Linked DNA regions of Homo sapiens: region 1 is linked to region 2. Evidence: chromatin loops called from intact Hi-C (ENCODE). Cell type or tissue: body of pancreas. All regions are shown on one strand. Each heading gives the region's core, and the rest is flanking DNA. Links, peaks and the distances in the headings are about the cores only.

Region 1 (8,000 bases), core at 1-8,000, 48 kb after region 2:
GGCTTTTATATTCAACCAAAAATTTTTCCAGGAACTGAGGGAAGCCACAGGTTGGTGTTGATGTCTCCGGAGCCCTAGGATAGAAACTTAAATAGTCCCTGGTGGCTTTTTCTTGGGGGATTGGTGGGGTGAGTGGCCGTCGGTGTCCCTCCTGCACTGTCTGCCCCTCCTGCTCTTTTCACTCCTGTTCCTTCTTCCTAGCGCATTGCTTCCTGCAGAACTTGTCTCCTCCTCTTGTATTCTTAACCTCCTCACAGTGACTGGGCGGCTCTGGGTTTTGTTTTTTGTTTGAGACAAGGTCTCGCTCTGTTGCCCAGGCTGGAGTTCAGTGGCGTGATCTCGGCTCACTGCAGCCTCGAACTCCTGGGCTCAAGTGATCCTCCCATCTCAGCCTCCTGAGTAGCTGGGACTACAGGCAAGCTCCACCATGCCTGGCTAATTTTTCGTATTACTTGTAGAGACGGAGTTTCGCCATGTTGCCCGGGCTGCTCCCAAACTCCTGGGCTCCACCTGCCTCAGCCTCCCAAAGTGCTAGGATTACAAGCGTGAGCCACCACACCCAGCCTGAGGTTTTGTTTGTTCGTTTATTTGTTGTAAAGCATTCGTTCTGCCTCCACTAGTTCTTCCCAATGCCTGCCCTGTGCTGTGATGCTGAGGCATGCTGCTTGGTGTAGCTGCTGGCCGGTGGCTCCCTGGTTTGCTTGGGAAGCTGACTTTAGGCCTTTTAAGTATGTAGTCTTCTTCCTGAGTTCCAGCTCAGGCTTGAAGGCAAACCGTGTGTCAGATAGCGATGAGATTGTTGTATGATAGGTTTTGAATAGATCAACTTAGATATTTTGCTAAATGTGCCTTCATTCTCTTGTTTTCTAGAACTTGATTTCTTTTCATTACATCTATTTTTTAGATTAATTAAAAAGTCAGTAGTTCACTCTCTGCTTCCAGGCGTCAAGTTGTCTATCCTGTTCTTAAGAATCTAGGAGATTCCTCCAGCTTCCTTGATGACTGTCCCAAGAGGCTTAACCCGATAACTAATCCAAGCCCTCTTTAGAGGTTAGCCTCTTTTTTTTTTGCTTGTTTCGTTTTTATTCCCGTAAAAACAGTTCTGTTTACTGTCAGTCATAGTTTTTAGGATTGTTTGGGGTGTTGAGTGAATACAGAGAAACAAAACTCCCTGTATTTCCATGAACTGATGATACAGGACGTGAGAATCTGGGCTTAGACACCTTTCCCTGCCTGGAGCCTCAGGCCCTTGTCTCTGTAGGCCTGTGTGTAACCTTTCAGCCTGCCCTGATGCACCTTCATCTCAGCAAACTTACATGCACACGTTTGTCTTCTGGCCCCAGGTATTGACTTGGAGAACATCGTTTACTACAAAGATGACACACACTATTTCGTTATGACAGCCAAAAAGCAGAGTTTGCTGGACAAAGGAGTGATACTACATGTGAGCCACGGATTTCCTTCAAAACTCTTTCTTATTGAAGTGGTTAATATCACCAAGAGAAAGAATTGTCTGATGGGTTTTTCCTGCAAGGGAATGAAAATGAGCACTGAATGCATCTTCTGGTAACCCCTGATGTTTTCCAGTTTAGCGTGAACAACTCTTAACTATGGCTAATTTCAAATGTAAATAAAAACGGGGGGAGAATAGTGTAATGAACCCTCACGTACCTACCGTCCAGCTTTCACAGTTCTCAACACGTGGCCAGTGTTCTGTCAGTAATATTTCTGTGCACTCCTTCTTCACCACTGGATTCTTGCAAAGCAGGTTTCAGACAGCATTTCATGCATAAATACTCAGTTTAATTTTAGGTGATTTGGTTTGTGGTTATTGTGATTTCCATATCTGACTGATGATTGGTTGGTTGAAGAGTTATCTTTTGGGAGGGGGAGCAACAGAGGGAAAGGAGTTTGACCAAGAAGCAATAATTGGTGTTTATGGGAGCCTGATGAGGATTCTGGTGTCACTGCCGATACAGTTTTCAGAGGTCCAGGCAGCACTGACAGGATCAGGCTACACTTAGGCCTCTTTATGACCACAGAACAGGTCTGAGCTCCATCATAGCCAGGTCCAGCTCAGCCTGTTTCTAGGTGACTGCATGGTGTGCCCTGAGATGATGGCCTGAAATATGAAGTCAGAAGACCACCGCGTGGATGGTCCCTGAAGGAGAGTTTTTTAAGTCTTTCCTGGTCTCACTGGTCTCAACGTGAGAATCACTGTCCCCATGCGATGAGAAAAACAGAAGCAGAGACACCAGTTGTGCTGATTCAGGCCTGTGCAGTTCCCACAAGAGACTCACAGCTGAATTTCAGGGAGTCCTTTGTCTTTGCAGGGTGATGTGAATGCAGTCACTTTAGTCTGAGCTACAGTACTACCTTATATGACAGCAGAGCGGGGAGTGAGCTGACGAGCATGTGCCGGTGGCAGAGAGCCCCCTCTTTCTACCCAGGAACCTTGCGTGTGTTTCTCAGCACAGCCACCCTGTGTGCTTTCAGGGAGAACCAGGACAAAGCTGTTTATACAGCCCACTTTCCCAAAAGCATAAGCAAGACGTATCTGGTTAGATGCTTTCTAAAATTGCCTTGCTAATTATCTGGGACTACATCAGGGTTACATTGCTGTCAGTAAGAAATAGCCAGTGAAGCAGTTCGTACGCCTTGGGACAAGGTGAAGATTTAAATCTGCCACGCAGGCAGAACTGTGGTTGTCAGTCACAATTTGATAGGAGCAGTCTAGAATGCCAAGAGACCTGGTTTACTTTGCCTTCATGTTTTTTTTTTTTTAAGAGGGCAGGGGCCATGCCTTTGGTGTATGCTGTTAAATAGTAAACCCATGTGGCTACTTAGTATTGAGCAAACAGTCTTTCTAGGACCAACCTGAGTGTTTGTGTTTTGGCTTTAACATCTTGTAGTGGTGGCTGAAAGGACCATCATGGCCACTTAGAAACCGTAGGCCCCACTTTCAGAGAATAAAGACTTGGCTCAGTGTGCCAGGAACCTCCAAAACAGAAAAGGAGTTTTTCAGTCCTTTGTTCTTCTTTGTGGGTTTCTGTGGAGGCTTTCAAGTCTTACTTACTATTTTGAAAACCTCTGCTCCATTTTCAACATATTCCTTCCCAGCCTCCTGGACTACCATTGCTCCCACCTCCATGTCTTTTTGGCACTCAAGCTTTTTTGAGTTCTTCCTTTGGGTGTCATGAGTTATGCAAGGCTGAGTGTTTCACGTGGTCCCATTTGACAAAAGCCATTTACTACCCAGAAGATAATGAAATGCCCTTTCAGTTCACAAAGTACTGTCAGGTATGTGATACTCAGAACAACCCTGAGGCAGATTGGATAAGATCAAAGAAGTAGTCATTGTTCCAAGCAAATGGAAAAGCCATGACTGTGTGTTTAGGCAGCAAGGTCTATGTTCTCTCGGGAATAATCCACCCCCCAAACCCCTCTTTTTTTTTTTTTTTTTTTTTTTGAGTTGGAGTCTCACTCTGTCACCTAGGCTGGAGTGCAGTGGTGCTGTCTCAGCTCACTGCAACCTCCGCTTCCTGGGCTCAAGCAGTTCTCCTGCCTCAGCTTCCCAAGTAGCTGGGGTTACCGGCACACACCACCATGCCTGGCTGATTTTTGTATTTTTAGTACAGATGGGGTTTCATCATGTTGACCAGGCTGGTCTCGAAGTCACGTCCTCAAGTGATCTGCCCGCCTCAGCCTCCCAAAGTGCTGGGATTACAGGTGTGGGCCATTGTGCCTGGCTGCCTTTCCCCCCGCCCATTTTAATGGTATAAAAGTTTTGGTTTTGGAACGTGGAGTCACTTTAGGGGGAAGAAGAAGCTGTGGCCCTGGGTTGTGTAACATGGTTCTGGCTGAGTGCCAGAGCTTCTCCATCCCTACCCTCCTCTTTCTCTGGAGACAGGACTACGCCGACACAGAGCTCCTGCTTTCCCGAGAAAACGTGGACCAGGAGGCTCTGCTCAGCTATGCCAGGGAGGCGGCAGACTTCTCTACCCAGCAGCAGCTGCCGTCTCTGGATTTTGCCATCAATCACTATGGGCAGCCCGATGTGGCCATGTTTGACTTCACTTGTATGTATGCCTCCGAGAACGCCGCCTTGGTGCGGGAGCAGAACGGACACCAGTTACTAGTGGCTCTGGTCGGGGACAGCCTCCTAGAGGTGAGTGCTAAGCATGGCAGCACTCTGTGGTAGGGGCAGGAATAATTAGGAGTGAATCTGGGCATCCTGGGTCTTGGAATGAGCGTCTGCAGTGTTGTACAGCACAGGTAAACTCCCTGCAGGAGTCACACCAGGAAGTAGAGGAGGGCTACAGGCCACTGGGAGCCCAGGCCTATTAAGTATGAGTGGAAATTCTGCCCCTTTTTGACTTACTCCTTGCCAATCTGGGAAGGAGAGCAATTTGTTATTGAAACAGTTGCCAAACACTACTGTCGACAGCAAACTCTTTGTTCCTTAGTTTATTTTTCCCATTTTGAAAGGTGTGTTATATTTTAATTATTTGTTTTATGTCTTATCTACAGCCTTTCTGGCCAATGGGAACAGGAATAGCCCGGGGCTTTCTAGCTGCTATGGACTCTGCCTGGATGGTCCGAAGTTGGTCTCTAGGAACGAGCCCTTTGGAAGTGCTGGCAGAGAGGTAATGGGAAGTAACCCGGGGTTCCTTTCATGAGAAAACTGGGAAGAAGGAGTGGTTTACTCTTCAGGCAGAGTGCAAGTTCTTCCTTCTTCTTTCTCTGCCTTCTTAATTAAAGATGTTTTCATGTGGAAAAGAGGAAAGGCAAGATAGGATTTCATAAAATCATAGAAACCTAAAGATGAGTCTCCTAGACTAAGTCTTCTCTTACTCCTTTCCAAGATAAATTTCTTACTGACAGAGAAGAAATTAAAAGTAGCTTTGAATTCATAGGAAAACACCAAACTGCTTATAAGTGTTTCTCAAACCCCTAAATGGGATATTTTGAAGCAGATTTTTGCAAATGCAATAAAAATCCTGTGATTTGCTTTCTGATAAAGAACTAATGCCTTAACCAGAAGAATTAGAGAGACAAGATTTCCCAGATGAAATTGGGAGTTGATATCATCTTATTTTGTCTCTTATTTAAGGTATTCTGACTAAATATAGTGATAATTCTTTTTTGTGTTGATTTTCTTTAAAATTGAAGTAAATATTGGGATGCTTGAAAAAATAAAAGAGTAAATGTGTGACCTTTTGAGTTGGAGGCAGCATCTGTGGGCGCTCACGGTTTTGTGCCTGCTCTCTCTCCTCGGCTCTTACCCGGTCGGTTCCTGTGGGATCACTGCAGGTGGGTGTGGGGAGCAGGGGCTGACGTAGGACTCAAGAAGACTGGTCAAGGATGAGGATTTGTCAGGCATGTCAGGTGACTTGCTGCGCTGTCAGAACAATCATGAAACGAGAGGGAGATGTTCATGGTGCTGGTCCCGATTCTGAGTATATTGTTGTGTTATTGCAGGGAAAGTATTTACAGGTTGCTGCCTCAGACCACCCCTGAGAATGTGAGTAAGAACTTCAGCCAGTACAGTATCGACCCTGTCACTCGGTATCCCAATATCAACGTCAACTTCCTCCGGCCAAGCCAGGTAAGACCTTCTTGTCAGTATTTACATCTGGGCCCATCTGCAGGACCAATGAGAATTCTGATCTGTTGAGATGCGTGCACCTATTAATACCACACATACAAGGATACTTTTTTAGTCATCCAGGTAGATGTCTCTCTGAATTGGTAGAAGTAGATAGCATTTTCCATCAACAGATTGAGAGCTAAGGCATAGAGTTGTTAAATGACTTAGAGAAAATCAAACATGATAGGAATCCAGGCCTTTATGCCACGTCTTCTAATTCAAATTCTTACTTTACGGAAGAGCACTTGCCCCTTAGTGAGGAGAGGTAACTTCCACCTGTGTTGTTGCTGCCGGTCACGTGTGACTTACATTGTCTGAACCTCAATTTCTTTACCTGAAAAATGGGAATAATAATCCCTGACTACTCACAGGATTATTGTGAGGACAAAAGAGATTGTTCACTTGAAAGAATTTGTTCTAGTGTAATTTTTTTTTTTTTTTTTTTGAGATGGAATCTCGCTCTGTCACCCAGGCTGGAGTGTGGTGGCACGATCTTGGCTCACTGCAGCCTCCACTTCCTGGGTTCAAGTGATTCTCCTGCCTCAGCCTCCCGAGTAGCTGGGATTACAGGCACCCACCTCCACGCCTGGCTAATTTTTGTATTTTTAGTAGAGATGGGGTTTCACTGTGTTGGTCAGGCTGGTCTTGAACTCCTGACCTTGTGATCTGCCCACCGTGCCTGGCCCCTAGTGTAATTTTCTGTTCACCTTCTACTTGAAGTTTATACCTTTAGGCCTTCTGTTAAGAGGCAGCATTATTAGTAGTCCAACCGAGACTCTTAGAGGGACCTCCATGACCGAGTAACTAATTTTTTCTCTCTTTTCTTTTTTCTTTTTTTTTTTTTTTGAGACAGAGTCTTGCTTTGTTGCCCAGGCTCTCTGGGGTGTGGTGGCACTATCTCAGCTCACTGAAGCTTTGACTTCCTGGTCTCAAGGGATCCTCCCACTTCAGCCTCCCAAGTAGCTGGGACTACAGCTAATTTTTAAATTTTTTGTAGAGACGAGGCCTCCCTGTGTTTCCCAGACTGGTCTCAAACTCCTAGCCTTAAGCCATCTGCTGGCCTCGGCCTCCCCAACTATAGGGATTATAGGTGTGAGCCACCGCACCCGGCCCTGTGTAGCTGATTTCTAGCACAAAGTCCCACAGTTAAAATGTGTTTGTTTTTCTCAAACCCCACCTTATTTCATAAAAGATTTAAAGGTCATCATCCTAACTTCTGTCTGAACTTTACCCAGCCTTCTATCCCAGACTTTCCTTTCAGCCATTCTGCTCTTAGGTAGGAATTTGTTACTTGATATTTGATTTTCTTTCTGTTTGACTTTGTAAATTTCTGCCAGGTGCGCCATTTATATGATACTGGCGAAACAAAAGATATTCACCTGGAAATGGAGAGCCTGGTGAATTCCCGAACCACCCCCAAATTGACTCGCAATGGTGAGTTCTGGTGGTGGCTTTTTAAAATGCAGGCAGCCCCTTCAGAGAAGTCTATACTCATTCCCTGAGCCACAAGGTGCGGTCCGAGGCAGTGGCCGAAGTACTGTCTGAGACAGTGGCTCTCAACCCAGGGTGATTTTGCCCTCCAGGGGATACTTGGTAGTTGTCTGGGGACATTTTTGATGGTCATGATTGGGGGTGGGCAGGAGCCAGGGATGCTGCTGAACATCCCGCAGTGCACGAGACAGGCCTCCACCACACGGAATTACCTTGGCCTGAGGTGTTACGAGAGCACAGAGAGAAACCAGGTACAGACGCGGGGCAGAGGGGAGAGAGGGAGAGAGTGTGAGAGCTAAGGTTTCGGGAGAAGACTTTGTGGAAAAAGTCTTTGGCTGGGTCCTGCAACATAGCCAGGATTCAGTGACAGGTGAGGACCACTCCAGATTTTGTATGTATTGAAGGCCCTGAATACTTTTTTGAAAGAGAATGACATGAGTACACCTGGTCAGCCACACGTGAGAGGGGTTGGAGGAGGGAAGTACCAGAGGCAGGGAGACCAGGTAGAAAGACCTCGCCATAGTCAGGCTGAAGGTGGTGGAGGCCCAGATCTGGGCCTGATGCTGGGGATGAAGAAGGGAGGAGGCAGTGGAGGAGACCTCAGACTTTGGGCCAGGTGCAACTGGGTCCCAGGCCAAGCTTTGCTGCTGGTGAATTGTGCGGCCTCGAAGAGGTGATTGAATAGCTCTGAACTTCGATTTCCTTGTCTGTGAAGTGGGGGCAGCAGTGTCTACCTCACATTGTGATCATGAGTGCCGGGCCTGTGGTGGATGGTCATTGCCATTGTTGGTTATGTGAGAGAGAATGGTAAGGAGGTGAAGTCGATGGGCAGGGGCAATTGATCACCTTGTGGGGCAAG
Region 2 (16,460 bases), core at 4,970-12,969:
TCTAGGGGGCTTGGACATTCCCCCAGGCCTTAACATGACCTTTCTGTACAGATCGTGTCCCATCTTCCCAGGGAAGGGTTCTCCTGGCTCACATCAAATTGCATTGCCCACCCCCACTGCCCGGAAGTTGTTTCAGAGGTGGGAAGGAGTAAAGGGCGTGCGATCATCCATTAGCTGGGAGCTGACCTTAGGACTGGTTTCAGAGAGGTTCTTGTGTTCAATTTATTTTAGTGGGGTAATTTATTATTTTTCCTATGGAGTCTGGTTCAGGCCCTACAGGTAAAGAAAGCTTGGCTGAATGTTACTGTCTGCTTTCAGATCAGATTCAGGGACCTAGAGAGAGATGCCTCACTCTGATCGAGGAAAGATATGGGAGTGCTTCCCGCTGCAAACTGCGTGTGCAGGGCTGGAGTGGCTGTGCACACCTTATGCTCCTGAGCCCTGCTGGGCAGAGGATTTTGGTTGAAGTTGCCGTCACTTTCCCGATGTCAGGGATGGGAGGCAGAGTTGCTGTTGTGGTCGTCTCCAGCCTTTGTTGGATAGCTGCTCCGAGTCAGGCGCGGTAAAAGGCATTTTACATATGTTACAACCGTGCTCTGAGGTGGGTGTTGTCTTCTTTTGCCCGAAAAGGAAACAGAGAGGTTAAGAACTCCCCCAGAGCCACATGGACAGAGCTGGGATCGAACCGAGGCTCCAAGTCCCAGTGTTCTTTCCAGTACCTCATGCATAGACCAGCCTTTTCCTCATCAGGCAGATCCTGCAGAACTGGCACCTGGGTTGCACTCAGTGGCCTCTCTGACGCCCCGCCTGTGTGGACCTCTCCACCCCCTGCCTTGGCAGCAGGCCTTGGGAGCTCAGATGGCTTATGATTAGCTGCTTGGTATTTTATAGCGCGTGATTGGCTGCTTGGTGTTTGTTTTATAGCTTTTGGTTGGCTGCTTTGTGTTTTATAGTGTGTGATTGGCTGCTTCCTGAGCCTCTTCTCTCTTTCTGTTTCCACTTCTCCCCACATGGTGGACCCAGGTTGACTTAGTTCGGCCTCCTCAACTCCAGGCCTGTAGCGAGGGTGAGGCTGGGAGAGCAGGGTGGGGTGGAGCCAGGCTACTGAGATGCCACACACAGGCCCGTGGGCTGGATGCTGCGGATTTCCTTGGAGGTTTCTCAAGGAAATGAAAACACAAGGTTGTGTTGGAGGGGTCTGGCGAGGAGAGTGGGGTGATGGGGAGGTTGGGGGCACCTGCCCCTACTTAGAACAGTGCTTACTTGTTCTAGGTGTTAGGGATAGGCTGCTAACAAAGGGTTGAATCACTTAGTCCAGTCCTGTCTTTGTACAGAAAAGGAAACCAAATCCTTTCCCAGGATGGGTGGTCCAGTAAGCATGGAGCCAGTGCTGCAGTCCCGTTCCCATCCTTGCAGTTCATTCCACCCTGGGTGTTCATGCATCACATAGCAGCCCTTGAGTTCTAAGTGATTTGGCTCTTGTGGGGCACTTTTAAGAAATTTTACGCCCGGCACAGTCGCTCACGCCTGTAATCCCAGCACTTTGGGAGGCCGAGGCGGGCGGATCACTTGAGGCCAGGAGTTCGAGACCAGCCTGGCCAACATGGGGAAACCCTGTCTCTACTGAAAATACAAAAATTAACCGGGTGTGGTGGCGGGCGCCTGTAATCCCAGCTACTCAGGGGGCCAAGGCAGGAGAATCCCTTGAGCCTGGGAGGCAGAAGTTACAGTGAGCCAAGATCGCGCCACTGCACTCAAGCTTGGATGCCTGAGCGAGACCCTGTCTCAAAAAAAAAAAAAGAAAGAAATTTTAAACACTGGTTTTCTAGAGGCAAGTAGTTAATAGATAATTCTCTAGTTATTCCATAATGGAAGACTGTTTGATTTCATGGCAACCCTGAGCAGTCATTTTATTCCTCAGCAGTCATGGATTTGGTGTTTGACCTGAACAAGGTCATGTTTGTTCTCTGTGCCCTGAGTTTTTCCTTTGGCGAAGCAGGGATAATGAATACTAGATCCGAACAGCAGCAGAGTGTGTCATGCGTCACACAGGGGCTCTTATCTCTCAGACCCTTTATGATACTTGCCAGTGTGTGAAGTACTTTCCATTGCTGAATTTCACCGACAATAGTAAGGTAGATGGAGCTTGGGTCATAGTTTGCATTTTGTAAGCATGAAGATGGACGTGGAGAGGTTGTGTGGCTCACTGAATGACGGACCCCGGGTCCAGATCCCTGTCTCCTGATCCTAATCCAGTGCTCCCGGCTGTACCACCCTGCCTATTCACAGTGGGCACACTGCAGGGTTGCGGGTGACCTTTCCTTACAGTCTGGGCATTCATTTCTGGCTGTGGAGGAACTTGTTGAGTAAGGGCAGTGCCACTTTGAGACAGTGGAGGAAGTGGCCCAGCCAGGAAGCCAGGCCACATCACCAGATGCCCAGTTGGAGAGAGCAGTGCTTTGGCCCTTCTCCCGGAAGACCCGTGGTAGGAGACTGGCCCAGGGTGGGGCTGACAGTGGGATCAGGGTGGGGCTGACAGTGGGATTTCCTTTCCTGTTCTTTATGGGATGGTGGGTATTTAAAAATGTCTCATGAAGCATTCTTTGGCGAGAGGCTGTGGTGTGCCAGAGTTCATGGCTTTAGCCTCTGAGTCTTTCCAAGTAGTGGCGTTGGTGGGTCTGCCCTCCGCAAGACATCTGTCGTGAGTGTGACTCTTCTTCAGATCAGCAACAGCAGTCGTTCCCTCCCCCGAACTCATTCTCAAGCCAGTCAGTAAGACTCTCTTCAAAGGGAGTTGTCCTGTAAGTCCTGGCAACCGAGTGGTGCAGTTTAGGAGTGCTGTTATGTGTTTTAAAATGGACAGCTGGCCGGGCGCAGTGGCTCACGCCTGTAATCCCAGCACTTTGGGAGGTCGAGGCGGGAGGATCACTTGAGGTCAGGAGTTCAAGACCAGCCTGGCAAACATAGTGAAACCCTGTCTCTACGAAAAATAAAATTAGCTGGGTGTGGTGGTGGGCACCTGTAGTCCCAGCTACTTGGGAGGCTGAGGCTGGAGAATTGCTTGAACCCAGGAGGCGGAGGTTGCAGTGAACCAGGATCAATTGCGCTCCAGCCTGGGCAACAAGAGTGAAACTTCGTCTCAAAAAAAAAAAAAAAAAAAAAAACAAAAACAAAACGCCAGATGTGGTGGCAGGCGCCTGTAATCCCAGCTGCTTGAGAGGCCAAGGTACAAGAATCGCCTGAACCTAGGAGGTGGAGGTTGCAGTGAGCCAAGATAGCGCCACTGCATTCCAGCCTGGGTAACAGAGCGAGACTCTTGTCTCCAAAAAAAAAAATAGACAGCTGTACCCTGTGAATGACCTGTGCATTTGTGCTTCTTCCTTGCCTGAGTTTTTCCCTCCTTCTGAAACACTGTTTCCTCTCTTCCTGATGACACACTGCCCACACTTCTCCAGATTCTACTTAGTCCTCTACAGGCTGTTTCTGATCACATCTCTCCCTTTCTAGACCACCCCAGGGAGTCTCTGGAAGCACTTTAGCTCCTGTTGGTCAGCAGCATGGGCTTGGCCCAGGAGCTTGTTAGAAGCACAGCATCTCTGGCCCTACCCAGGCCTGCTGGACCCAGATTCGCATTGTGCCAGGCTCCCCAGTTGCTTTGTGTGCACACAGGGAGTATCTGCCCCTGCATCGTGTGTTGTCCTTATCATGTTTTATTAGGGGTCACTACCTGGCTGTTTCGTCCTCTGCTTTACAGATCCGTCTTTTGTTTGGACCCCTTTGTAGCACCTGACGCATCCTTGGCATTGAGCAGGCACTACGGTATTTGAGATTGACTGACAGTCCCCATTTATTTGAAAACTTGTCGGATCATATAGGGAATTGCAGGAGAGATGTGGCATGCACGCTTATAAAAGTTTATGACAGAGGGCAAGAAAAAGTAAGAGAGGGCATAGTTAATACATTTGAATCCACCAGGTAAGGCACCGTTTGGGGAGGGGCACAGGTGTTGGAAGCAGCCCACCCTTAGCAAAGCAGTTCTCCCTGCTTTGTCGCTCACTGTGTGTGAACTTCCTGAACCTTAATTTAGTTGCCTGATTTCTACAGTGAGGTAACATTATACTCATAATGTTGCTCGGAAGATAAAATGAGATAATGCAGGTGAATCATGTCACAGTGTTTGGCCATGAGTGGTAGCTGGGTGTATGTACTTAGCCAGAGCTAAGTGTTCAGTTACGTTAGTTGGATTCTTGTTAATCTTTGAGAAATCTTGTTATATTTATTTATTTATTTTCGAGATAATTTCTCACTCTGTCACCCAGGCTTGAGTGCAGTGGCACGATCTTGGCTCACTACAACCGCCACCTCCTGGGCTCAAGCCATCCTCCCACCTCAGCCTCCTGAGTAGCTGAGACTACAGGCACATGCCACCATGTATGGCTAATTTTTGTATTTTTAGCAGAGATGGGGTTTCACCATGTTGGGCAGGTTGGTCTCGAACTTCAGACCTCAAGTGATCCATCCGCCTTGGCCTCCCAAAGGGCTGGGATTACAGGCACGACCCACCGTGCTGGCCAATTTTTTTTTTTTTTGAGGCAGCATCTCACTTTGTCACCCAGGCTGGAGTGCAGTGGCACGATCTTGGCTCACTACAACTGCCACCTCCTGGGCTCAAGCTATCCTCCCACCTCAGCCTCCCAAGTAGCTGGGACTACAGGCACATGCCACCATGTGGGCACAGCTCATTTTTGTATTTTTTTGTGAAGACGGGGTCTCACTCACCATGTTGCCCAGGCTGGTATCTGGAACTCCTGGGCTCTGAGATCCACCAGCCTCAGCCTCCCAAAGTACTAGGACTGCAGGTATGAGAAATCTTGTTTTTAAAAGGGACAAAATAGACAACTTTCTGAGACTCATATTCTGTCTTCCCCTGTATTGTTCCTTGATTTCCACGATGAGCCCAAGATTCTGAGGAGCAGGGTCTGTGTCTTGTGGATGCCTGGTGTCAAATGCTCTGCAGCTGGTATGTGAGGACTGGGGAGGGGAGGAGCAGGAGCTGGGCAGGGAGAGCACTGCCACCTTGGCACACCCCGCCTCGGGACACCATCATGGCCCCCCGGTATCCATGCTGCACAAAACAAGCTACCAAGAGGTGGAGTCCACCAAAGTGACCGTTCTGGGAGCTCTTGGGATTCCAGCTGGAGAGCCAGCAAGATTGTGGCGGCACTGTGGAAACATCCTCCCCAGCTCTTGCGCATCCTCCTGCGGGGGCACTTGCAGATTGCTGTGGAGGGAGTAAGGCCACGCCGGAGCAGGGCAGGCAGTGGGAGTGGGGACTTGCCAGACTGCAGTGTGATTTCTTTTCCAGTGGCAGGGATGGGAGGGAGGTGGATGACACAGGCATCTGGTAGATCAGCTCTGGAGCTTTCAAGCTCTCGTGCCTTGCTTTACAGGAGCAGAGGCTTGAGAACCCAGTACCTTAGAGTTGGTATCCTGGATCTGTACTGGCAGTTTTGTGGGTTTTTTTTTTTTAAACTTTTGCTATTAAACACATAATGTCTGTCTGGTAGGAGACACGGTATGTGTGGATGAATTCATAACTGTATTTGAAGCGGTTTGAAGATGAGCATTGTTAAGTTAGGCCAGATACAGTAGCTCATTACCTTTAATCCCAGCACATTGGGAGGCTGAAGTGGGAGAATCACTTGAGCCCAGGAAGTTTCACCTGGGTGACATAGCAAGATGCCATCTCTACAAAAAATTTAAGAAAATATCAGCCGGGTGTGGTGGTGCACACCATCGCCTGTGGTCCCAGCTACTCGGGAGGCTGACGTGGGAGGATCACTTGAGCTCAGAAGTTGGAGGTTAACAGTGAGCTATGATGGCACCACTGCACTCCAGCCTGGACAACAGAGCAAATAAAAATAAGATAAAAATTTGATCTTGAGGGGATTGAGGCATCTTTTCTTTCATACTTTGATTTTACAATGATAGGTTGATGCAAAACCAGAATGAGCAGAATTCACTGTTCAGTTCATGTTGGTAATTCTATCTCAGTGGTGCGCACAGAACACGGTGAAGGTGAGAGAAAGCTGGACTGCAAATTGGAGTTTGGAGCAAGGCAGACACCGAGGTCTTTTCCTCTTTCCTTAAGGGATTTCCTTGTCCCAGTTACCTCTTCATGAAGGGAAAACATTGTCTCATTGGCAGTTTGGCCATGCTGGGGGGCCCACTGTCCTCTGGGTGTGTAGAGGCTGTCTTGGCGGGCACAGTCTTGCTGGCAGGGCCCAGGCTGCAAGATGAACGCGTGCAGCGGCTGTAGGCTGGCCTGGGAGAACGAAGTGGGGAGAGGGGGCCAATCCAGCCATGTGGCCTTGCAGCCCGGCTCTGATCTTAGATGGACAGCAGATATTTGATGTGCTGCGTTTCTCTTCTGAAGTCTCACTCCTCCTTTCTTTGTGATTTAAACAATTTCTTCCCTCCCACTTTTTGTCCAAATTCCTCAGTCCATACTCTTTGAAATCTGAAGTATGGAGAGGCGATAGCAGGGCCCTCCCCACCCATCTTCCGGCTTGGAAGGGGTATCATGTGGTTCAGCTGGGCCCTTTGCTGGAGAGCAGAGGGAGGGGTGTTCCCCAGGGAAGAGGGCAGGAAAGACCAGAGGTTAAAAATAGGCAGCTTGTAGGAACTTGCCCACCACTCCCTCAGGTCCTCCTGTGATGTGCACACTTGGAGTAGAATGGCTTTGGAGCAGAGAAGGGGAAAATAGATCAGCCCTCACTTAAACATCACATTAGCCATTGGCTTTTCCTCTATCTTCCACATAAGAGGAACTTTCCCCAATCACCTGGTGGTTTTGGATTTGTGTCCCCTGGTACTTTGGGGATGTGTCCACATGTGTGTGCAGTGCCTCTGTCTGCATGTGTGTGGCGCTAAGATGACTCAGTGTCGCATGTGCTGAGACATTCCGGGGCTGCAGGTGGGTGTTCTCACAGAGGCTCGCCTGAGGGATCTTTTGCACATACAAAGATGTGTCCCATTTATAAGTTAGTTCCCTACACTAAATGAAAGAACTCTCCGGGGCCGTGTGTGTGCAGTGAATACACATGTGGGTCGTTGTTTCACACAGGCGGTGTCCTGGTTGCAGGCAGAGTGTGAGAATGCAAGCTGTGCTGGCTGCTCTGATATGGTCCACAAGGTATGAGGCAGCTTTTGTTCTCTTTTTGTTCTTTTCGGAAGTAGGGGTGCCTGCCCACCCCCGAAGCCAGGGAAAGTGCAGTCTTCTCTGGCCTCCTGGTCAGGTAGAGCTGCTCCGGTTAAAACTGTCAAGAGCATCCTGTCTCTGTTCCCTGAGACAGCCACAGGGGACTCCCAGGAATACCCAGCCAAGGACTTGAGATGCTGCCTGCTTTGTCATCTGTACCTGCTTGCCACACTCTCCTCCACTTAATACCCTGTTGTTACTAGCGAGGATTTCCGGTCCTGACTTTCAATCTGGATTTTGAATAACTTGATAAGGTGATTGCTTTCGGATCCCTCTGGGCCTGTGTCTGCCCCTCCCTGTAAGCTGAGAGAGCAGCTGGGCCCTTCAGTTTCTATGGCCCTTCCGCCACCGAGTGAACATGCTCCTGTGGGGCTTGGCCTGTGTGACCCACCTCATCCCTTTTGTCTCAGTCTTCCTGCTAAATACAGCCTCTTCTCTCCCTCATCCCTTCTTTCTCTGCTCTCTGGGCAGAAGAGAAGCTTTGGCTGTAGTCTTTGATGTGGGAGGCTAGACTGGAAGGCATTCTGGGTGGGGGAGGGAGGTGCCTGGTGGAATTGGGGCGTATGGGGGCTGTGTGGAGAGGGGCCCGCTGCCTTTACTGAGCCCCTCCCCTCCCTGGGCAGTAGGGCGCGTGTTACCCCTTGCTCTCCACATCTCAGGGAGAAGAACCCAGGTCCTCATGTGAATCCTGCTGTTTTACTTGGGGACACCCGGGAATGTGAATGGGTGAAGGTCTTCCTGGCTGGTGCCTTTGTTTCGGGTTGTTTTTCTTTGAGGTGCCTCTCCTACTCCCACAGGGCCTGTGCAGGGGTGCTCAGAGCCCACAGCGGATGTTGGCAGCGCGTGTGCAGGGAGCTGGCCAAGGACCCTGCTTTCTCTCTGGGCCAGCGCCCAAGGTGCCCTATTAATTTAGATTTTCATGTGCATTAGTGGACGAGGGTGAAGGAGACGCAGGCCCTCGGCTGGCAGTCGTTTTACACCACCACCGGCTAGGCTGAAATGGGGAAAGAAATATGGGGATTGGGGGCTTCCTTATGGAGAAAGGTAAAGGCTGAAATGGTGTGTGAGAGAGGACTTGAGGCTTTTTTCCTGGGGGTCAGGGAGAGTTGGAGTTGACAGCACTCAGCCCTAATAGGTATAGACTGAGTCCAGCCTGAGGTATTAGACCCTATATTTATTGGCTTGATCTTAATTTTACACCTGGTCATACTGTTGAAAAAAAAAAAAAAAAAGGTCCCCCAGTGCCTGAGTGCGAACTTCATATTTAGTGGCATTTGATAGTATATTTATTATTTCTAGTAAGTTTGATGATCTCAGAGGTGTGCAGTGATGTTCCTGGAAGTGAATAGTACAGCGGTCCCCAGGAACTGTGGGGAGAACCCTGCTCCGCCTCAGCCTCTTCTCCCATCTGCTGCCGTGGCCTGCTCCACCCTCAGATAGCTGTTGGAGGACCCAGCAGCCTGTGCTTCTCTTAACATGTCCAGTTGTACCCTATTTTCAGTTAAAAATGCGGTTTCTCCCACCTGCTTTCCCCTGGAGCGGCACGTGAAAGGGTGTAGTGCCCTTCTCTTGACACCTGCCTGTCCCCACAGTCCTATCGTCAGTGGGTGCGTGTGCTCACTGCTGCCTGGCACTGCTGGGTTCTCAGGAGGCCTGCACACCGAAACTTTGCATGGAATGTTGCCCTTGTGCCATTAGCAAAGCGGAGGCTGGGTCGGCTCTGCTCTCCCTGCCTCCGACTTCATTGTTCGGGACTTAATGTAATAATATGCTTGAACAGGCGGGAGATCACATTAGCTTGGCTCTGCAGTTGTAAACAATATTTGCTCTGTGAGCATTCTCCTTCACCCCCTGCTCTCCTGGAACCCTGCGCCCTCTCCTACTGCCACCCCCTCTCTCCTTGCATATTCTAACCTTGGCTAAACAGCTTCATTCATGAGATGGCCAGTGTTTTCTGGGAGGAAAGTGGCTGAAAATAATGAAGTCCCGAGAACCTCTAGCTATGACGCACAAGTAAACACTGGTTAGTTAGTTTCTGGATAGAGGTTTTAACTGATGTCCATGTCAACCAAAGTCTTTTTCTCTCTCTCCACTGGAGTGGAACCCTGTTTGAAAACACACACACACATGCACTCAGGTACCAAAAACAGCTTTCCTAAGGCCCTGACTCTGTCCTTGGCGGGGAGCACTGGGCAGATGGGACAGAGGCTTCCACTGTCAGTGTTGGCAGGGGTGGGAGGTGGAGAGGGGCAGGAGTGCAGGTGCATCCCTGGGGTGCCTGTTTTTTTCCATAGAAAGGTTTTTGTCCTCTGCTTCTCACTCTCTTCTATAGTTTGATGTAGAAAAAGGTAAAAGAAAAACTCCATCTCTCACCTGCACTGCCTTTTCCAATTTAACAATTGCAGTGGTTGGTTTCACAGACAAAACCTGCTCCACCTTCTCTGTGCTGATTGGTGGCTGATGATGTCATGGCATAAAGCTCAAACTGATTGTTTTCTCTATGGGACAGGTCCCAAAACAGCAGACAGCAAAGCTATTATTGCTCTTTTGTTTCCTCCAGTTTACGCTATCAAACAAGATGGGAAAGGTGGGAGCAGAGCCATGGCTGCACATCGCCTGATCTATTCATAAAGCGCAGCCTTGGGCACCTTGAGTAAGGAGGGCTTCTCACATCAGGAAAAAGCCTTTGTTTTTCACGAGAGCAACAATACTTTTTTCACTGGAGATATTTTGCCTGTCTGCTTTAATCTTCTCTGTTAAGAGAAGGATAGATGCAGCTCAGGGTGCGGTGGCTCATGCCTGTAATCCCAGCACTTTGGGAGGCTGAGGTGGGTGGATCACCTGAGGTCAGGAGTTCGAGGCCAGCCTGGCCAACATGGTGAAACCCCGTCTCTACTAAAAATATAACAAATTAGGCAGGCATGATGGCAGTTGCCTGTAATCCCAGCTACTCGGGAGGCGGAGTCAGGAGAATTGCTTGAACCCTGGAGGCAGAGGTTGCAGTGAGCTGAAATCGCGCCATTGCACTCAAGCCCGGGTGACAGAGCGAGACTCCATTTTAAAGAAAAAAAAGAAGGATAGATACAATTTCAAAGAAATTTCTTCTGGCCCAAGAAAGAGTAGGAAGAGGAGTTGATTTCAGGGAAATAAAAAATAATCAGAAGAATGTCACTCGGTTCCTTTGCAGAGCTTGGGAATTCTTCCTGCTGTCAGCATGTGTCCATCATAGAGGTGAACTGTAGTTCTGTAGCAGTGGCTGTGTTGTGTGAGTTCAGCATCGCCTGTGTTCTGAAGGGCCTGAGGGCAGAAGCTACTCAATGAGATCTGCTTTCACCTTGGACCTTGCTGGGTCTGCTGTGCTGTAGAGAGGACGGTCGTGCAGCTGGGAATTCGGCAGAGCAGGCCTGGCCCAAGTCTCTTAGGGCAGCACCCATCAAGCTGGAGCCCTCTGGGACTGCCCTGGTTGAACTGCGGGCCTGGCTCACCTGGTGCTGCCCAGCAGCGTCACGGGCATCTCTAGGTGCTTGTCATCTATAGCTGTTCAGACACTCTGGAAGCCTAGTGTGAGGCCAGGCTCCCTCAGAGGGCTTCCGCAGTGGCCCTACAGCAGTCCCCTACAGGAAGCTCCCTTTTCATCAGGGATCTGCTGGCGACTGTCTTCAGACTCGGTGAGGTCTCTGAGCGTCTGAAAGCCACTCTCCTTAGATTTTACATATGATCATTGCCACTTCATGCCCATGGATCTGCACAGACCTTCACAGCTGTTTCTAGAAAGCTTGGCTGTTAAAGCCACACCACTCCGCTAAGTGGAGGAGGTGAGGCATGTCTGACAGGAGGTGGTACCAGGCAGAGGACTGGATAAGCCTCCCTCCCAACCCACAGAGCTGTTCTTGGTGGGGCTGGGCTCCATTTACCTTCTGGAGCACCCTGGGCTTTGATTTGTTGGGTGAGAGGAAACTCTACAGCTGGCTGGACAGCCACGGTCACTTGGTGCATGGACTGCCTTCGCCCACTTGGCTGTGCTTAATTCTGTGCCTCCCTGCAAGCATACAATCACCGGGCTATCTTTAGCCATGTTGCGGTGTGGCTGCACCTCTGGAGAGACAGAATGTTACAGCTGGTTCACATTTTCCTGAACAAAACAGACACGCTCCGAGATTAGGCAAGTCGTTTCCTTGAGTGCTGTGGCTGGGCGCCTCTCCTTGTTGTTGTCTTAAGGCTAGGGGTCGGAGGAATTTGCCACACAGGTGGTTGACGTGCAGGTAAGGGAGAAGGCCCGCTTGAAGGTGGGTGAACCTCTGCCTGTTCCGCTGCCTGTGCTGCAGCCCCAGGCCTTCCTTCTGCTTTCCCCCTCCTGGGCCCTGGAGGCACTTTAGAATGGGGGTGGGAGGGAGCGATTGACCACGCCTGCCCCAGGCCATCACAGATTCTGATTGGATGGGTCTGGATGGGGCCTGAACATTGGTGTAGTTTTAAAGTTCGTCAGTGATTCTAATGAGCTTTATGTATACCCTGTGAAGGTCAACCAAACAGCTAACCTCACAGTATAGTAAAAATACATTTTTCTTCTTCGCTTCTCAGTTCCTGTATCCCAAGAGTGGCATATGGAAAGCATGTGGCAGTTACTTCTCAAATTGAGAACTGCCTGAATTTTATGAACAATGACAGCTGTTGCTCTGGTGTAGCATTTGAAGCTCAACCTGTTTCTACTTTCCGTCTTTTGACTTCCGTCTTTGCAGGGGACCCCTTGTCTCCTGGGAAGAACCCAGTGGCAGGGTCTCCTGCAAGTCCTCATAATCCATTGGCCTCTCTCCAAGCCCCAGACACTTTTCTTCCAGAGAAGCTGAGAATGGGGATGTGCTCAAGATCACACCTGCCATCATCATTATCCACTGATTGACAGCCATCATCTCCACCCCATAATGACTAGTTTTCAACTTGGCTGACATCGGTGCCGGTGTTGACATAGTTCACTTCTCTAATGATGGAATCTCTTTGGGCAGGGGTCTTTTGAGTCTCTTAGGGCAAATGCAGGCTGAGAAAAATGATGTGGAGCAGTTCTGAGTGAAGACTTGTTATGAGACGAAGAGAGCAGGTGAACGGTGGGGTCCAGCTGGTGTGGATGAAGCACCTGCTGTGTTTGAGACGGAGTGGAAGCAGTACTCTGCTTGGCCCATTCATCCCGTGGCCTAGGCATAACTGAGCATCTCATGCTTTCTTTAGTGGGTTCATCCCGTGGCCTAGGCATAACTGGGTGTCTGGTGCTTTCTTTAGTGGGTAGGTTGGGGAGGAGTGGATGGGCTTATAATTCTACCCAGGGCTCTGATATCACAGGAGTTTACATGGCATTTGGCTTGTTTTGTGTAAATCATCCTACCCTGATTAAATACCTCTTGAGCTATTTGATGCTGGCCTGTCCTGTGAGGTAGGGCTTATAGCCTTTCCTTTGAGAAATTAGTCCACAGATCTGGAAAAGGTTCTTTAACTGCTTGAGTATTCTCTGCCTGATTTTGACTGCCTCTTCTGCCTGGTTTCCCTTTCTGATCCTCTCTCTGGCTGCCATTGCTTTTGTTTTTATGATATATTCTTGGATTTACCCTACCTTTGCCTCTTTCCTTGTAATGAGCTTATTTTTTATTCTTTTACTGTCAAAGTTGTCATATTCTTCCCTGTATTCTGCCACTAGACTATTTCATGGAACTAGTCCTTCACTGTTCCCTTTCATCTTTGGGTTTGGTTTGATAAAGTTGTGATGTATGGGTTTAACAGCCTTCATCAGAATCAGTTTTCTTATTCCTTCTTTTTCCTTCTTCCTCCTCCTCCTTCCTTCCTTCTTCAGACAGAGTCACACTATGTCACCCAGGCTGGAGTGCAATGGTGCGATCATAGCTCACTGCAGCATTGATCCCCTGGGCTCAAGCAATCCTCCCACCTCAGCCCCCTGAGTAGCTGGGGCTACAGGTGCATGCCACCGCACCTGGCAGGATCAGTTCTCTTTATAGGCTGACTCACAAATACTTTTCACCATAAGAAGTCTTATTTTGGAAGTTGTATCCAACTGGCCCTGAAAGGGCAGATAGTAAAATGACAATTGATTGATACATTGAAAATAATCAGATGGTGGCATTTCCTTGCCTCAGCTTTTGTCCTTAACTTCAGAGGGATGAAGTCCAGGGGCCTTCTCTGGTGATCTGAAGGCATGTTCTGGCTGGCCTAGGAGTGGTACAGGACTGCCGGCTGTGGTGCTTTGACTCTAGGGGATTATTAGTATCTTCAGTAAATACAGTATGTACATACTTCTGTGCCTGCGGAAAAGGGCTCAGGTCATTAGTGTGCAGTAGTGTTGCTGGTCCCGATGTCTTTTAAATTGGTTATCCAAGTTTCCATGGTGTCTTGCGTAGAGTAGCTCTTTTTGGCGTTAGGTAGGCAGAAGTGACTGAGACTATTTGCTGTAGAGGAGGGCAGTTGCTCTAATTTAATGTAAAGATAGGAAGATAGGAGCCTGGTTTCCCAGTCACTCTCCAGCTAGGGAGGGCTTTTCATTTCTACATGTGGAAAAAAGTGTTTGTCTAGCTCCTTTGGAAATCATTGATGCCATCTTAACAGAATTGCAGAGAGAGGCAGGTCTGTTCTTCATAAGGTATAGAGGGTTGAGTCAGAGCCCTTCATGTGGCCAAATTCACTATCCAGAATTCAGCCCAGTCTCCCAGGCTTCCCGCCCTGCCTCTGGAGTTTGGCCTCCTAGGGGGATGGCAGGGATACGTGGCTGCTACTTGCCCCTGCAGCACCTTTGTGAGAGGGCAGGAGGTGCAGCCCTTCTTCTTTGTGGCACTGGTCCTCAGCTGGTGTGTGACTTGCTGAGTTGGGTGCCGGCTGAATCTCAGGCCCTGTTCCCTGACCCACTTTGTCTTGGTCTGTTTTCTGTTGCTTGTAACAGAATGCCTGAAACTGAGTGATTTATAAAGAAGTGAAATTTGTTCTTAACAGTTATGGAGGCTGGGAAGTCCAAGGTTGAGGGGCGGTGTCAGGGGAGGGCCTTTTTGCTGGTGGGGACTCTGCAGGCCGTGCAGGGCTGATCACATGGCAAGGGAGCTGAATGTGCCAACTTAAGTCACTTTCTCCTCTTCTGAAGACACCAGTCCCACTCCCATGATAACCCATTAATCCACTAACTCATTAATCCATGAATGGATTAGTCATTAATCCCAATGACTTCCTGAAGGCTCCACCTCTCCATACTGCCACATTGGAGATGAAATTTCTACATGAATTTCAAAAGGAACAAACATTCCAACCACAACACCCCTTTACTGGGAGTTTGTATACTGTACATGGTAGCCAGGGGTGGGAGCAAGAGCCTGAGACTCACGCAGATCATGAGCTGTAATGCCTGTGTAGATGTGTGCTTCACCTTCACCACGTGTTACCCAGATGGTTTTTGCTGCACGTGCTGAATGACCTTGAGATGTCAGCTTGAGCCAGGAGCACTGGTGTGGAGGAGGGTGGGCTGACTTTCACAAGTGAGCAGTGGCCTCACCCTCTGCCACGCTTCCGTTTAGTCCTTTAAGACTCTGGGTATCAAAGCATCAGCTTAGACCAAGGCACTCCTCATTCATTTCAACACCCAAATCTGTTGTCCAGAATTGTGCTTGGTATCAAAGTGCAGCACAGTGGTCTGCCAAGTTTAAGCTCAGGAATGCACAGAATCCCAGCGGCCTAATACAGCCTCCTCCGTTCGTAAGGAGGAGCATTGGTAACACAGCAGCGTAGGGAAAAGGCAGCCCACCCCTACCAAATCTGTATTACCTGTGGAGCTGTGTTCATGGCTGAACCCTGCTGAGCTTGGCCGTATGTCCAGCTATTGAGTGATCTGAATTCAAACCTACTTCCCTCCCGGTTGGTTGCTCTGGTCCCCCTATGGAGGTATTAGTTTGTATTTCATTCTTGACACCTGTGAGTTCTTTGTGGGGAAGTGGAATAATTACGGCTTTAAAGTGAGGCGCTCTTGAGTTTGAATGTTGTCATCCTCTGCTTATTAGCTGGCCAACTTAATTACCCTGTTATCCTGAGTTTTCTCATCTGTGCAGTGAGAATCATGAGTTCTTACTGGATTGTTGTGAAGATGAAGTGAAAATATTTCTGTGAAGTGCCCAGTACCATGCTTGACACTTTAAAAAAATTTAATAAATAAAGATAGATACTATAATCAGCAAGACACGGCCGACAGACCTCTCATGCCTCCTCCTTGCAAGAAAGGGATGTTTGTAAAGTCTTGTACTGAGCTTGACATCTGACCTTGAAATATAACTGTTTGCCAGAAGGTGAAGAGAATATGTGCACTCTTGCAAGTAATTTGTTGGCTTCATTCATATCTTGACTGCTTTAATGCTGAAAAGATGAGACATGGTCCTCACTCCCAGGAACTCATGAATCTGGGGAGACAATCACGTAAACTGGTTATGAGAGAATAATTAAACTTTCCAGGTGTCATGATAGAGGTTAGTTTGAGGTATGGTGAAGTTAGCAATCTGTTTTTGATAGCAATCCATCTTTTTTATTATTGTTAATTATTATTTTGAGACGGAGTTTCACTCTTCTTTCCCAGGCTGGAGTACAATGGCGTGATCTTGGCTCACCGCAACCTCTGCCTCCTGGGTTCCAGCGATTCGTCTGCCTCAGCCTCCTGAGTAGCTAGGATTACGGGGATGCGCCACCACGCCTGGCTAATTTTGTATTTTTAGTAGAGACGGCGTTTCTCCATGTTGGTCAGGCTGGTCTTGAACTCCTGACCTCAGGTGATCTGCCCACCTTGGCCTCCCAAAGTGCCGGGATTACAGGTGTGAGCCACCACGCCCGGCCCATCTTTTTTGTTAAATAAGTATGGGACTGAAGTAGATCGGGGGGAAAGCTAGACTTTGGCCTTGTCCAATTTAAAATAACATCCTTGGAGAATTGATGGGTCCTCAGAAGGACCTGTGGTAGAACAGTTAGGGAGTATTTCTTTGGCATACTTAAAAGTAGTAATGATGGAAAGAAGCCAAAAGAGATAAAGCAGGTAATTTACCATTTAAGCAAGTGCCATTGGTAGCTTGCTGTGCGACTCAGGATGTTATTTCATCTCTCTTGACTTCTGTTTCTGTATCTGTCAAGAAGAGACATCAGCATCAGCCTTCCAGACTCATGGAACTACGAGTTGTAA

Evidence for each region. Hi-C counts contacts between places; a loop is a spot of excess contacts. Peaks named below come from ENCODE experiments on the same cell type or tissue, not always from the same donor. Only the 100,000 strongest peaks of a DNase experiment are listed, where the experiment ranks them.
Region 1: a loop joins it to region 2, with 5 times the contacts of the local background. A loop is called at or near these places in 9 of 110 quality-filtered maps.

Annotation. Positions count from the first base shown.
Region 1 is chr22:17,892,892-17,900,891 of GRCh38, reverse strand. It overlaps MICAL3 (microtubule associated monooxygenase, calponin and LIM domain containing 3), which reads left to right. Exons shown (of 32, transcript NM_015241.3): 6 at 1-50; 7 at 1,344-1,444; 8 at 3,911-4,168; 9 at 4,531-4,646; 10 at 5,482-5,608; 11 at 6,988-7,084. Among named protein-coding and RNA genes, the nearest start is that of MIR648, 84 kb to the left of the region's middle. In body of pancreas, for the core only: a CTCF peak has its summit at 4,162; a DNase peak (open chromatin) is centred at 4,121; H3K27ac peaks cover 335 bases.
Region 2 is chr22:17,937,042-17,953,501 of GRCh38, reverse strand. All of the region lies in intron 1 of MICAL3 (microtubule associated monooxygenase, calponin and LIM domain containing 3), which reads left to right. Among named protein-coding and RNA genes, the nearest start is that of MIR648, 36 kb to the left of the region's middle. RefSeq lists enhancers at 1-523, 10,968-11,743. In body of pancreas, for the core only: no CTCF peak of the experiment used is centred there; DNase peaks (open chromatin) are centred at 8,131 and 9,711; H3K27ac peaks cover 3,105 bases.